2 separate regions of the Homo sapiens genome follow, and region 2 is linked to region 1. A link is a loop called in an ENCODE intact Hi-C map of the cell type or tissue named here. Cell type or tissue: Panc1. All regions are shown on one strand. Links, peaks and the distances in the headings refer to the core of each region. The heading gives the core; the rest is flanking DNA.

Region 1 (6,082 bases), core at 714-4,713:
ATGAAAATGAAAAGGGAAGGGAAGAAGCAACTAAAGTAGGCCTGTGGAGGAAGAAAGAGGGAAGGTCAAAGGGAAGGTTGGAAATCAGACTAGCAGGGTGAAAATAACCAGGGGAAGAAAAGACAGCCTAGGGCAGCCTGCAGCTGGTGGATTTTCAAGCTGTGCAATTGCAACACTCCTGATCAGGGCATGGCTTGAAGATATTCCTGATGCAGGGCCCATTAACACTGACTGGGCTGGAATTACCTGTGCAGACAGGCTGGAGGAAAGGAGCAGTGGTGTTTGTTTAAGGAATGTACTTGGAAGACAGGAGATGTAGTTAACTAGATGAGCATCACAGCACCTGGCCTCTTCTTCCCAACACACACATAACTTCACCAGAGAAACCATTCTCTATGTGACCCTCCTCATTTTCAGAAGAAAATGGCTTCATAAGAAGATCAGGGCTGGGTACAGTGGCCCAAGCCTGTAATTCCAACACTCTGGGAGGCCAAGGCAGGAAGATCGCTTTAGGCCAGGAGTTTGAGACCAGCCTGGGCACTATAGCAAGATCCTGTCTCTACAAAACAATAAAAAGGAGTTGGGAGTGGTGGCATGCCCCTGTAGTCCAAAATACTCTGGAGGCTGAAATGGGAAGATCACCGGAGCCCAGGGATTCAAGGTTACAGTGAGCTATGATCACACCACTGCACGTCAGCCTCGGTGACAAAGTAAAACCCTGTCTCTAAAAAGAAAAAAGGAAAGATTAAGGATTGGAAAGCAATGATGAGAAATATATCATCAAGAATACTGACAGTCCAAGACTGGGAAGGGCATTTCCAGTAGCCCTTCAATTATGATGGAAGAAGCCTTTCAGGGATCTGATAGTGGGTGTCTAAGCAGACATCCCCATCTTTATAAAATAGTGGTTAAATGTGTAGGCTTTGAAGTCATGCAGACCTGGAGACAGACTGCTGTGCTTGGAATATTTCCTGGCCTTTCTACTGGCTGCTTATATGAACTATGGGAAGTTTCCTGACCTCCCTGGGCCTCAGTTTCCTCTCTAGTACATATCTCACAAGGATATTGTGTGGGCTGAACAAGATAATGCACCTAACCAGCTCAGCATAACATCAAGTCTCTAGAAGGTATTTCATGATATAAACTATTTCCTGAGGGAGAAAAGTCAGAAGATGTTGTTGAATATTAAGATGATGTTTGGAGGATTTGCACTGCCTTAGTTTAGCCACTGAAATGACAATACTAAACTAACTCATCATTGTTGAGGGCTGATTCACGTCTCAGGCACTGCTGTAGGTACTGGGAACACTTTTTTCTTATTTATTTATTTAGTTTTATTTTATTTTTATTTATTTATTTTTTGAGACAGAGGCTTGCTCTGTTGCCCAGGCTGGAGTGCAGTGGCACAATCTTGGCTCACTGCAACCTCTGCCTCCTGGGTTCAAGTGATACTTCCACTTCAGCTTCCCGAGTAGCTGGAATTACATACATGCACCACCATACCTGGCTAATTTTTGTATTTTTAGTAGTGACGGGGTCTCATCATGTTGGCCAGGCTTGTCTCGAACTCCTGACCTCAAGTGATCCTCCCACCTTGACCTCCCAAAGTGCTGTGATTACAGGTGTGAGCCACCATGCCCGGCCACTTTTTTCTTGTTTAATCCTCACAGCAAGTTTGCAATTATTAATTCCAAACAGAAGCTCAAGAAGGTTAAGTAGTTTGCCCAAGTTACATAGCTAGAAGGTACACAGGCCTGGATTCCAATTCACAAATGTATAAGACAGAAACTTTGTAAAGCATGAATTTGTTCCACTCTGGAGTCCACTGTGCAGGGAGGTTTCACACAGGTCTAACCTGAGGAATCAAACTGATTAAGGCATTTTCCTAACAGTTCAGCTACAGCTCTTCTGCTTAGTCAGGACTAGGACAAGCACTTGAGGCTTGTCCTAGGACAGCCCTGCTGCTGGCTCAAAGACAGGTCCCTACCTTTTCTATGTTCATATGAATGCAAACAAGCCAGCCAGTAGGACGGTCAGATTTAACAAATGCAAATACCGGAGGCCAATTAAATTTGAAAAATAGCTCTAACCACCAAATTTTTGTAACTTAATTTTTTAAAAAGCTGAATATAGGACATTTAAGGCATCCTGGAAAAAAAATCCATACAGGACACCAAGCAAAATCATTAAAACAGGACATGTCCTGTAGATTCAAGACACCCAGGAAACCTAGTTGCCAGGCCCCTGCTCAGGAGTAAGTAGCACAATAATAGATGTTTGAGAAACCCCACACCCTTGGAGATTGTAGGCTGAGCAAATGGGTGTCATATCCTTCCCATCCACAGAGAAGTTGGCCCTGCTTGATCCCAGAGCTTTCTTCAGACTGAAAACCTTCTAGGACAGGCCCAGTTTGGTCTGTAATCATGCACAGAATATATAGAAACTCCCCTGAAAGAGTTTAAGAAAACTCAAACTCTTGAGAAAACCTGAGAAACCTGAAAAACGCCTGAGAAAACCTTTTCTTTCTTCTTTTTATTTATTTAGAAATCTGTTACAATTTGGACTAAGTGGGCACAGTTTTAAAGGTTCTTAAAACAAACATTTGGGTTCCATCACATCTACATAACATTGGTCAAGAATCCATCCATCCATCAAATCTATTTGCAGCCAATCAAAATCTCAGTCCTTTAGGACTGTATTAAAATCCAGCGATCAACCTGTAGCCAAGGAGCTGAATATTCATAGAGAAAATCACATAAGCAAGCAGATTTATTTTATTTTAGAGTCATGATCACCATCTCACACGGACACTCAACGCTGCTATATTTCTCATAAATGTGCACTTCCATGTCACACAACTATTTGAGAAACCCTTTTCTAAAAGTAGTTTTTCTCTGGCCTAGAATTCTGGAGCTTGGTCAATGAGGACACCTAGAGGCCTATCTGGGTTAATGCAGGCAGGAGTTGCTGAGTCTGAATTCATACTTTAATTCAACACGAGGTGTACAAACAAGTTTCAGCAGCCCTGCAGAAAAAAGCAAACAAAACTTAATTTCTAATGCCCATCAACTCCATTTACTAGCTATGTCTTCTAGGGGAAGTAGCTTAAATTTTTAAAAATGTCACTTTTTATAAAGTGGAAATAATCGTAACAATCTCCTAAAATTTTAAGGATTCAACAAAATGATGTACTTCAGGAGCTTAGCACAGTGCCTGGGACAAAGTGAGCCCTTATAAATGTTTGTTGTCCTTATTGTTTCTAATGGGATACTACAAGGAAATGGAATATAAGAGGGTTAATAACATTTAACATTGTTTCATTTAAATATTAATTAAATTAAATACAAACATTAAATATTAATATTTAACAGTCATTGAGTGCCAAGGCCAGGCTTAGGGTTAAATGAGTGAGGTACCTGCCGAAGTGCAAATTTTAAGAGCGCACCCGAAAACGTGGTTGACAAGATAAATAATATTTCAATGCAGTCTTTTGAAAAAATCCAACTTCACGCAATTTTTTCCCATGATTAAAAAAATGTCACCCCAGCACAGTAGCTCACACCTGTAATCCCAGCACTATGGGAGGCTGAGGTGAGTGAATTGCTTGAGTGTAGGAGTTTGAGATCGGCCTGGGCAACATGGTGAAACCCCGTCTCTACAAAAAAAAACACAAAATTTAGCTGGGTGTGGTGATGTGCGCGTATGATCCCAGCTACTCAGGATGCTGGGGGAGGATCACTTGAGCCTGGGAGGTTGAGGCTGTAGTCAGCCGAAATCGTGCCACTGCACCCCAGCCTGGGTGATAGAGCCAGATCTTGTCTCAAAAATAAATAAAATTGAAAAAAGTCAAAATTTTATATAAATACGAGTTCAGTATTACCGATTTTTCCTTTTGCGTCAGACTCCAATATGACTCAGAACTGCACTGCACTGAGTTAACACTTCATCTTAAATAACCAGAGGAGATATCTTTCTCCCATCTGTAAAATAGACGCCCATTTTACAGATGGGAGGGGGAAAGCAAGCCTGGAGGAACTGCTCAGACACACTGCCCAAGGTCACATGATCAAGTAGAGGGTCAGAAATCAAGCCCAAATCAGAATAATTCTAAAGCTCATTCTTTCCCCTTTCTCTCTCACACATACCTGTCCTTCACCATGTGACTTAGGCTACAGTTTTTCTATTCCAGGGTGTAATTTTACCAGTGCTGTAATTAGATTTGCCAGGTGAGCAGATAAAAATTTAAAATGCCCAGTTAATGTTAAGCTGTGCTGGCGATGACATTTTCCCTGAATTAAATGTTAGAAAGATATCGTCACACTGCATTCTCAATTCCTTTGTTGTAGAGCATTCTCTGAACTATCAACCACAAAATCATAGTTGGATCTGATTTTTGACCTGACATCAAATGCTGCCTTTGTGGTTAACAGACTATCTAAAGCTTAACTAAATTACTGAGGTGGGGCTATCAACAAGCCATATGTAACAGTGTTTTTCACCATGTTATATATAATAACACAGTGGTCAGTCTGCATAATGCAGAGATCTAACTGATGAAGATCAGCTTTCCTTCTGTAGTTTAAAAAGTTTAGGCATGGGCTGGGTGTGATGGCTCACACCTGTAATCCCAGCACTATGGGAGGCCGAGGTGGGCGGATCACCTGAGGTCAGGAGTTCGAGACCAGCCTGACCAACATGGGGAAACCCCATCTCTACTAAAAATACAAAATTAGCAGGACATGGTGGTACATGCGTGTAATCCCAGCTACTCGGGAGGCTGAGGCAGGAGAATTGCTTAAACCCAGGAGACGGAGTTTGCAGTGAGCGGGGATCGCACCATTGCACTCCAGCCTGGGCAACAAGAGTGAAACTCCATCTCAAAAAGACTAACGAACAAAAAAATTAGGCATGCTTTCCATGGTGCATCCTACCCTTGTAATAAGATCCAGCTTCGATATCAGGAAGCAGAAGATAGAATGAAGGTTTTCCTTGGAAAAAAGCATGGATTCAAATGCATCGCATTCTAGTAATGTTTATTGATAAAAGAGTAAAATGTTCAGGCATTTATGCTTACATTGCTTCTCCTTTTTCTTCAACCATTATACCAAAGTTACTTTTTTTTTTTTTTTTTTTTTTTCTGAGACAAAGTCTGGCTCTGTCACCCAGGCTGGAGTGGTGCAATGGCACGATCTCGGCTCACTGCAACCTCCACCTCCCGGGTTCAAGCAATTCTCCTGCCTCAGCCTCCGGAGTAGCTGGGATTACAGGCATCCGCCACCATGGCCGGCTAATTTTTGTATTTTTAGTAGAGACAGCGTTTCACCATTTTGGCCAGGCTGGGCTCAAACTGCTGACCTCAGGTGATCCACCCACCTCGGCCTCCCAAAGTGCTGGGATTACAGGCCTGAGCCACCCCACCCAGCCAAGGTTACTGTGTTTCAAGATAACTAGATGTAACAAATGAAACATATCTGAGTTACTTCAAAATAGATTGTTTGCTTTAATTCTTAGAAAAATAAAAAATAAAATTCCCAGTTAAATTTGACTTTGGGATGGTAGCTGGGACCACAGGCGCACATCACCAAATCATTGTTAGGATTCGTAATGTCCCATGCATGTCTTTATTTTATCTGACAGTCTATCCTCCCCTGCCTCATCACCCAGGTGACCAGACATTTTAATAAACAGAGCTCACGATTTCAAAATGTTATGGATCTGCTGGATCAGGCCTGCCATTTCTGTGCTGAGCACAGATCAGAAATAGTAAATGGCTCTAACAGAGTAACAAGGGCCAAAGAAATATTGAAAACTGGCTTGGTATCTATGTAGGCTTAAAAGCAAAGGGACGGTGTGAGCTTCATTTGGCTTTCCCAAATCCCCTTTCTGGCCTTTGCTGAGATGCTTTGGTATGAGAAATTACAAGCCTGACTTAGAATAAAATACAGAAAATTCTTTAGGTGCACTGTGTTGTTTGGCCTGCAAATGTTATTTGTTATTTTTTAGGATCTCCAGCTCCTGGCAACGTAAATTATTTTGTTGGCAGAACAATATTCTGAACCCCAATGATTTGCTTCCATTCACA
Region 2 (6,082 bases), core at 821-4,820, 510 kb before region 1:
GCACAAGGAACAGCCATGGGGATATGGGAGGAGATTTTCAGACAGAGGGAGGAGCAAGCGCTGAGGGCCTGGTCTTCTTCCACTCTCCTGCTCTCCCACTGCATCTTAAATTCAACATCTGTTTCTGCCTCATGGCTTTTTGCACTTTCCTTTTGCTGTTTCCTCTGCGTGGAACTCTTTTGCATGCGTCTTACAAAAGTGGTCCCTTCTTAGCACCCAGATCACTGTTTAAAGGTGGTGCAGGCCTATAATCCCAGCTCCTTGGGAGGCTAAGGCAGGAGCATCACTTGAGGTCAGGAGTTCAAGGCTAGCCTGAGCAACATAATGAGATCCTGTCTCAAAAAACAAACAAACAAACAAAAAAACAGGAAAAGAAAAGATCTCCTCCTTCAGGAATCCATCTGTGGCCACTCTTTACGAAATATGCCCACCCCAATGTAGCAGAAACCTATCATGCCCTGCTTCCCACCCCCTAAGCCCACGTCTGACTTCAGCCGAAGCTGAAGTGGACCTTTTGTGCCCTCAACCTTGCTTTGTGCTTGCAGCATCCTGCCCCAAGCTTGCACCTCCTCCTCCTTCTTTCTGTGTCAGTGCTGTCTCCCTGACTGTGTGTGGACCTCTCATCCTGCTAGGAGTTAATGGCCCTGGGGTCTGGATGGGTTGATAAATGCCCCATGTTTCTCGAGGGGACAATCTGGCAAGTATTTGACATATTCCTTTCTCCTCTCTCAAGATTGTGAGTGCTGTGAGGGCAGGAACTCTCTTACTTCACATATCTAGTTGCCATCTGTTGAGTATTCCCACGTGCTTGGTTATTTCAGTGACTCTTTTAATAATGTGGAATTTAAAATCCACATTTCATAGATGAAGAATTGGAGTCTTCTCCAAAACCATATCTCAAGATCATCCCTAGTAAATGAAACTTAAAATCAGGTGTTTTGGATTTCCAAGTCAATGCCTTTTTCACTCCTTAATACTTGCTTTCCCTGAGTAATGAAACAGAATTTTCAACATTAGCCATCAAATAAAACTTGATAAATTTAGTAGGGGCTGGATTTCTCTTATGAAACCATTTTTCCTAAATAGAGAATGAGGGCCAGGCATGGTGGCTCATGACTGTAATCCCAGCACTTTGGGAGGCCAAGGCGGGCAGATCGCTTTTGAGCTCATGAGTTCAAGGCTATCCTGGGCAACATGGTGAAACCCTGTCTCTACAAAAAACACAAAAATTAGCTGGGTGTAGTGGTTCACACCTGTAGTCCCAGCTACTTGGGGGGCTGAGGCAGGAGGATTGCTTGAGCCCAGGAGGTGGAGGGTGCAGTGAGCTGAGATTGTGCCACTGCACTCTAGCCCGGGCAACAGAATGAGACCTTGTGTTAAAAAATAAAATAAATAAATAATAAAAAATAAAAAAATAGTGAATGGGAATGAATGTTTATCAAGCATCTACCTTAACATTATCTAATTTCCTCACTAAGTACATAATAGAAGATGTACTCTCTAAACCCTTATATTTACCTGAAAGCCTTTGATTTCACACAGAAGCATTTTCTTCTGCTTTTGATAATCGAAGATTGTTGGTAAAAATCTGAACTCATCGAAGGTCACACAGCTCAGTTCCCTTCAGGAAAATCAGGCCCAGTGAGGATAATACCAATAACATCATCAGACCAATTGAAGGAATTACACTGCAGTGGGTCACAAGGGTGCTGCTAGTCATTAAGTGATTCCCAATAAGTTCATTCACAGCAAGTCCAAATTACACTTACTGTGGCTCTTAAGTTTAGTAATAGTTTTGACCTCTGCTCTGATACCCTCATCTAAACTAATATTTACAGGTATCAGGCACACTGCCTGTGATTTTTTACCCACTTTAAATTATCCTCACAACAACCCCTGTGAATTCTATGCCATTAGTATCATCATTTAATAGCAGAATCACAGAAAGTCTGAACTTTTTGGGAGCATGGAGAGAAGTTATAGGCCACTTTAGAAATCTGATGAAAGCTTAGGGATGCCTTAGGAACAAAAATGTGTATAACCACATGATACAAACTCATACACAACCCATATACTTTCAAGGGGGTGTTCATGAACTTCCTAAGTCCACACATGAGGTTATATATGAACTTGAAGTTAAATCTTGAGTACAAAACTCAGGGTCACCACCATCAGTAGCTTGCATGGGGTCACCTAACTGATAAGGAGCTAGGTATGTTGGAACTCACATCTGTTTAAGTAGACTCCATCGAACACCCTATGGCATCCCAAGCGGTGACAGTCAATTGAAACCCACACACACTTAAATTAAAATAGAAAGCAAGCTCTTGTAAAGACTGCAGGATGCTAACTTTAAGGAAGATCATCACAGCTGTTAGTAAAACCCCATTAACCCTGGGGAAAGTGCATTTGCTTTCCAACTCAGGGAAGATCTGAAATCGGGAAAAGTCCAGTCCAGAATATTCACGCCAACCCGTTTGGCTGGGGCTTATCCCATAGAAGGGCAGCCAGCATGGCCATCAGGTACAATTCCCGGCTTTGCCTCCCCATCTGTGGACCCATCATCACAGGAACAGTCAACTCCCTTTGCTGTTGTGCTGTGACCCATCATCACAGGAACAGTCAGCTCCCTTCACAGTTCTCTGTGGCCTGAACACCAGCCAAGTCCTGTGCTGCTGCCGACCATGTCTGCAGTAGATGCAGACTAGGACACACTAAAGGCTATGGTCAGCATCAGGCTCTGGGTTAGTGCTGAGCAAAGGCAAGTCTCATATTTTAGACTTGTCAGTTCTTATTAGCTCCACATGGAGTGAAGGGAGAGTGCTGTGATGGGCACTTGACCAAGCAAATTAAGCTAATTTAGCCCTAATCTAGTAAACTGCAGAGAGGGTAGAGCTCCAGGCTCTTTAATTTGCTGCTTTATTCCCATGCAGACGATTAAACGATAACGATGATCTTTTTTAATGAGGATTTTTTAAAAATCTGGAATTGGAATTTTTTCAGCACAATAGAGAAACCGTTCATTCAGTTGTTCTAATACCTTGAAATTTTACTTATAATACATTAATTTTCAAACATAATTTGAATCTGAATCCCAGATTTTACATGAATTTGAATAACAGAGGAATTTGGAACACCTAAATTATATTTTTGACAAGAAATGAGTCCAGGGTTGCATTTTGGGAATATACCAGCAGATGGCAATGTCTGACAAAGAGTTTTGCTAGTTTCTACCTTCCTTCCCCTCATCCATCTTCCCAAAAGTTGTTTTCAAAAGCCATAGCAAATATATGCAAAAATATAGGCACTCTTCACTTCTTATAAGTGCACACTGCAGCTGACACTAATTGTTTCAGTCCTTTGGAAAAGCAAAATTAAATGATTATTTTGAATTGCTTTTCTAAAAATCCCAGTGGGTTTATTTCAATAAATCAATCATAATTATAGATTAAGGTAATAGAAATGAATTTGCATCACTAAAAATCATTAAAAAAAATGACCGGGTGTGGTGGCTCACACTTGTAATCTAAGCACTTCGGTAGGCCAAAGCAGGCAGATTGCTTAAGGCCAATAGTTCGAGACCAGTGGGCACCATAGGGAGACCCTATCTCTTAAAAAAAAAAAATTATGGATGGAACGGTGGTGATTCATCACTTCTTTTTGCCTCATGAATTTCCAATATCATTAGATTTTGCTTTTATTCATGTGTGCCAGGCACTAAATTACAATCTATTTGCCTGGTATCTTCCTTTCCTGATAACCGAGTACTGATCAACGAAAAAAATATTCAAGTGGTTAGAAGAAGAAATTTAGAGTTTACCAGTTCTGGCTAGAACCCCAGTTTTACTTATCCTGAATATAAAACTATTCCTACTTATTTTTCATACCACCTTCTGTTTATATGTCTGTCTATTTTAAATTATGTCTCATGAACTGTGCTTTTATACATAATATATACATATATTTACATATATATTACAAAATAACACTATTTTATTTAACAAATATCTCAGGTCCTGTGCTAGGAATTGAGGATCCAGTGGAAAGGAAGCCAAGTCCTTGCCTCTATGAAGCTTGCATTCTGGCAAGGACAGGCACACAAGAAACATATATACAAATAGTACAAGTTTCAGAAGTGATCATTGTTATAAAGAAAATAAAGAAGGGTAATGAATTGCACAGGCAAATGGAGGTGGTCTGGCTGAGCCTTTTAGAGTTGTTGACTTCTGAGGTGAATCCTGAATGATAATGCGAAAGAGAAATGGCCAGATGTGGTGTAATCCCAGCACTTTGGGAGGTGAAGGCAGGCAGATTGCTTGAGCCTAGGAGTTCGAGACCAGCCTGGGCAACAGGGCAAAACCCAGACTCTACCAAAAATTAGCTGGACATGGTGGCGCATGCCTGTGGTCCCAGCTACTTGGGAGGATCACTTGACCCAGGGAGGTCAAGGGTACAGTGAGCCATGATCTAGCAATTGCACTCCAGCCTGGACGACAGAGCAAGAACTTGTTTCAAAAAAAAAAAAAAAGAATGAGAAATTGGTGATATGATCTGGGAGAAGAACATTCTAGGCTGAGGAACAGCAAATGCAAAGGCACCAAGGCAGGAAGGAACTGGGGATAATTAGGCAAGTTAAGGGGTTCTCTGTGGCCCACCCTATTGAGTGGGTGACAGTGACAGGAGATGGGGTTAGAGAGAGGGGCAGAGGCCAGATCATGTAGGGCCTAGAGGCCAAAATTGAGGAATCTGAACCAACTACAAGTGCATGGGGAGACATTGAAGATTTAAAGCAGAGGACAGAGGAGTGACAGTGTTCAAATTACTCTTTTACAAGATTTCTTCATGGAGTATGATTATTCCCATTTTATAGTTAAAGAAACTGAGATTTACAATAATTAAACAATTTGCCAGAGATCACTCAGCTTGGAAGGGGTGAACTAACATAGGCCAAAAGCTTCATTCATGTGTGCAACAACCATTTAGTAAAAGCCTACTTTGAGATCCACACTAGTAGCTATGAAGAATACACAGAGATGTTATCCTTACCTTTTAGTTTTAAAATCTAGTCAAAGAGATACGATAGATTCAGAAAGAGGGCACGTTTAAAAAAAAACAAAACTAGAATGTATCTGTTGATACAAATGACTAAAGAAATAACTGGATTAACTGGAATGCAACCATTAGCTCTGCCAAAGAAAACAATGTCCCATTCAGGATTTTAGAAAATGTACAGTGACAGACACGCCTCACAGTGACTCCCAATGCTCCATACCTTATATAATTTCCTCTCCTTTAGCAAATCCAGGATGTGTGACTTGTTTCTAACCAATAAATATGGCAACAGTAATGAGATGTCAACTTTGTGATAATGTTTTATTACATAAGAATCTGTCCTAGTAAAATGGGGAGAGCTTGTCCTTTGAAGAAGGACACTGCCATAATTTTTACAGCTGAGTAATAATGAGTACTGCCAACAACCTTCACAGCTTGGAAGCCATTTCTTTCCCACTTGAGCCTCTGATGACACCTCAGCCCCAGCCAACCCCTCCATTGCTTAACTCCAAACCAGTTAAGCCATGCTCAGATTATGACACACAGAAACTGAGATAATAAAGCATGGTGGGTTTTTTTGTTTGTGGGCACTGGAGTGCCGTGGTGCAATCTCCACTCACTGCAACCTCCGCCCCCTGGGTTCAAGCAATTCTCCTACCTCAGCCTCCCAGGTAGCTGGGATTACAGGCATCTGCTACCACACCCAGCTAATTTTTGTATTTTTATTAGAGATGGGGGTTTCCATGTTGGCCAGGATGGTCTCAAACTCCTGACCTCATGATCAGCCCATCTCGGCCTCCCAAAGTGCTGGGATTACAGGCATGAACCACTGCCCCCAGACAAAGCATGTTGTTTTAAGTGGCTAAATTGGTAATTTGTTATACAGCATAGAAAACTAACGCATGTAACAATTTTCAGAAAACGCCTTGGGGCTCTTGCAGTTTCACCTCACCCTCATCTGTACCTCTTGCTACTTGACTATGAACCCATGTTGCACAATCCTCAGGTAGGAAGGCCCAGAGGCCACAAG

Evidence for each region. Peaks named below come from ENCODE experiments on the same cell type or tissue, not always from the same donor. Only the 100,000 strongest peaks of a DNase experiment are listed, where the experiment ranks them.
Region 2: a loop joins it to region 1, with 7 times the contacts of the local background. A loop is called at or near these places in 92 of 110 quality-filtered maps.

What each region holds. Positions count from the first base shown.
Region 1 is chr3:69,158,635-69,164,716 of GRCh38, reverse strand. No RefSeq gene overlaps it. Among named protein-coding and RNA genes, the nearest start is that of LMOD3, 39 kb to the right of the region's middle. In Panc1, for the core only: CTCF peaks have their summits at 2,694 and 2,939; a DNase peak (open chromatin) is centred at 2,916.
Region 2 is chr3:69,668,402-69,674,483 of GRCh38, reverse strand. No RefSeq gene overlaps it. Among named protein-coding and RNA genes, the nearest start is that of MITF, 68 kb to the left of the region's middle. In Panc1, for the core only: CTCF peaks have their summits at 2,988 and 3,192 (motif pointing right); a DNase peak (open chromatin) is centred at 3,198.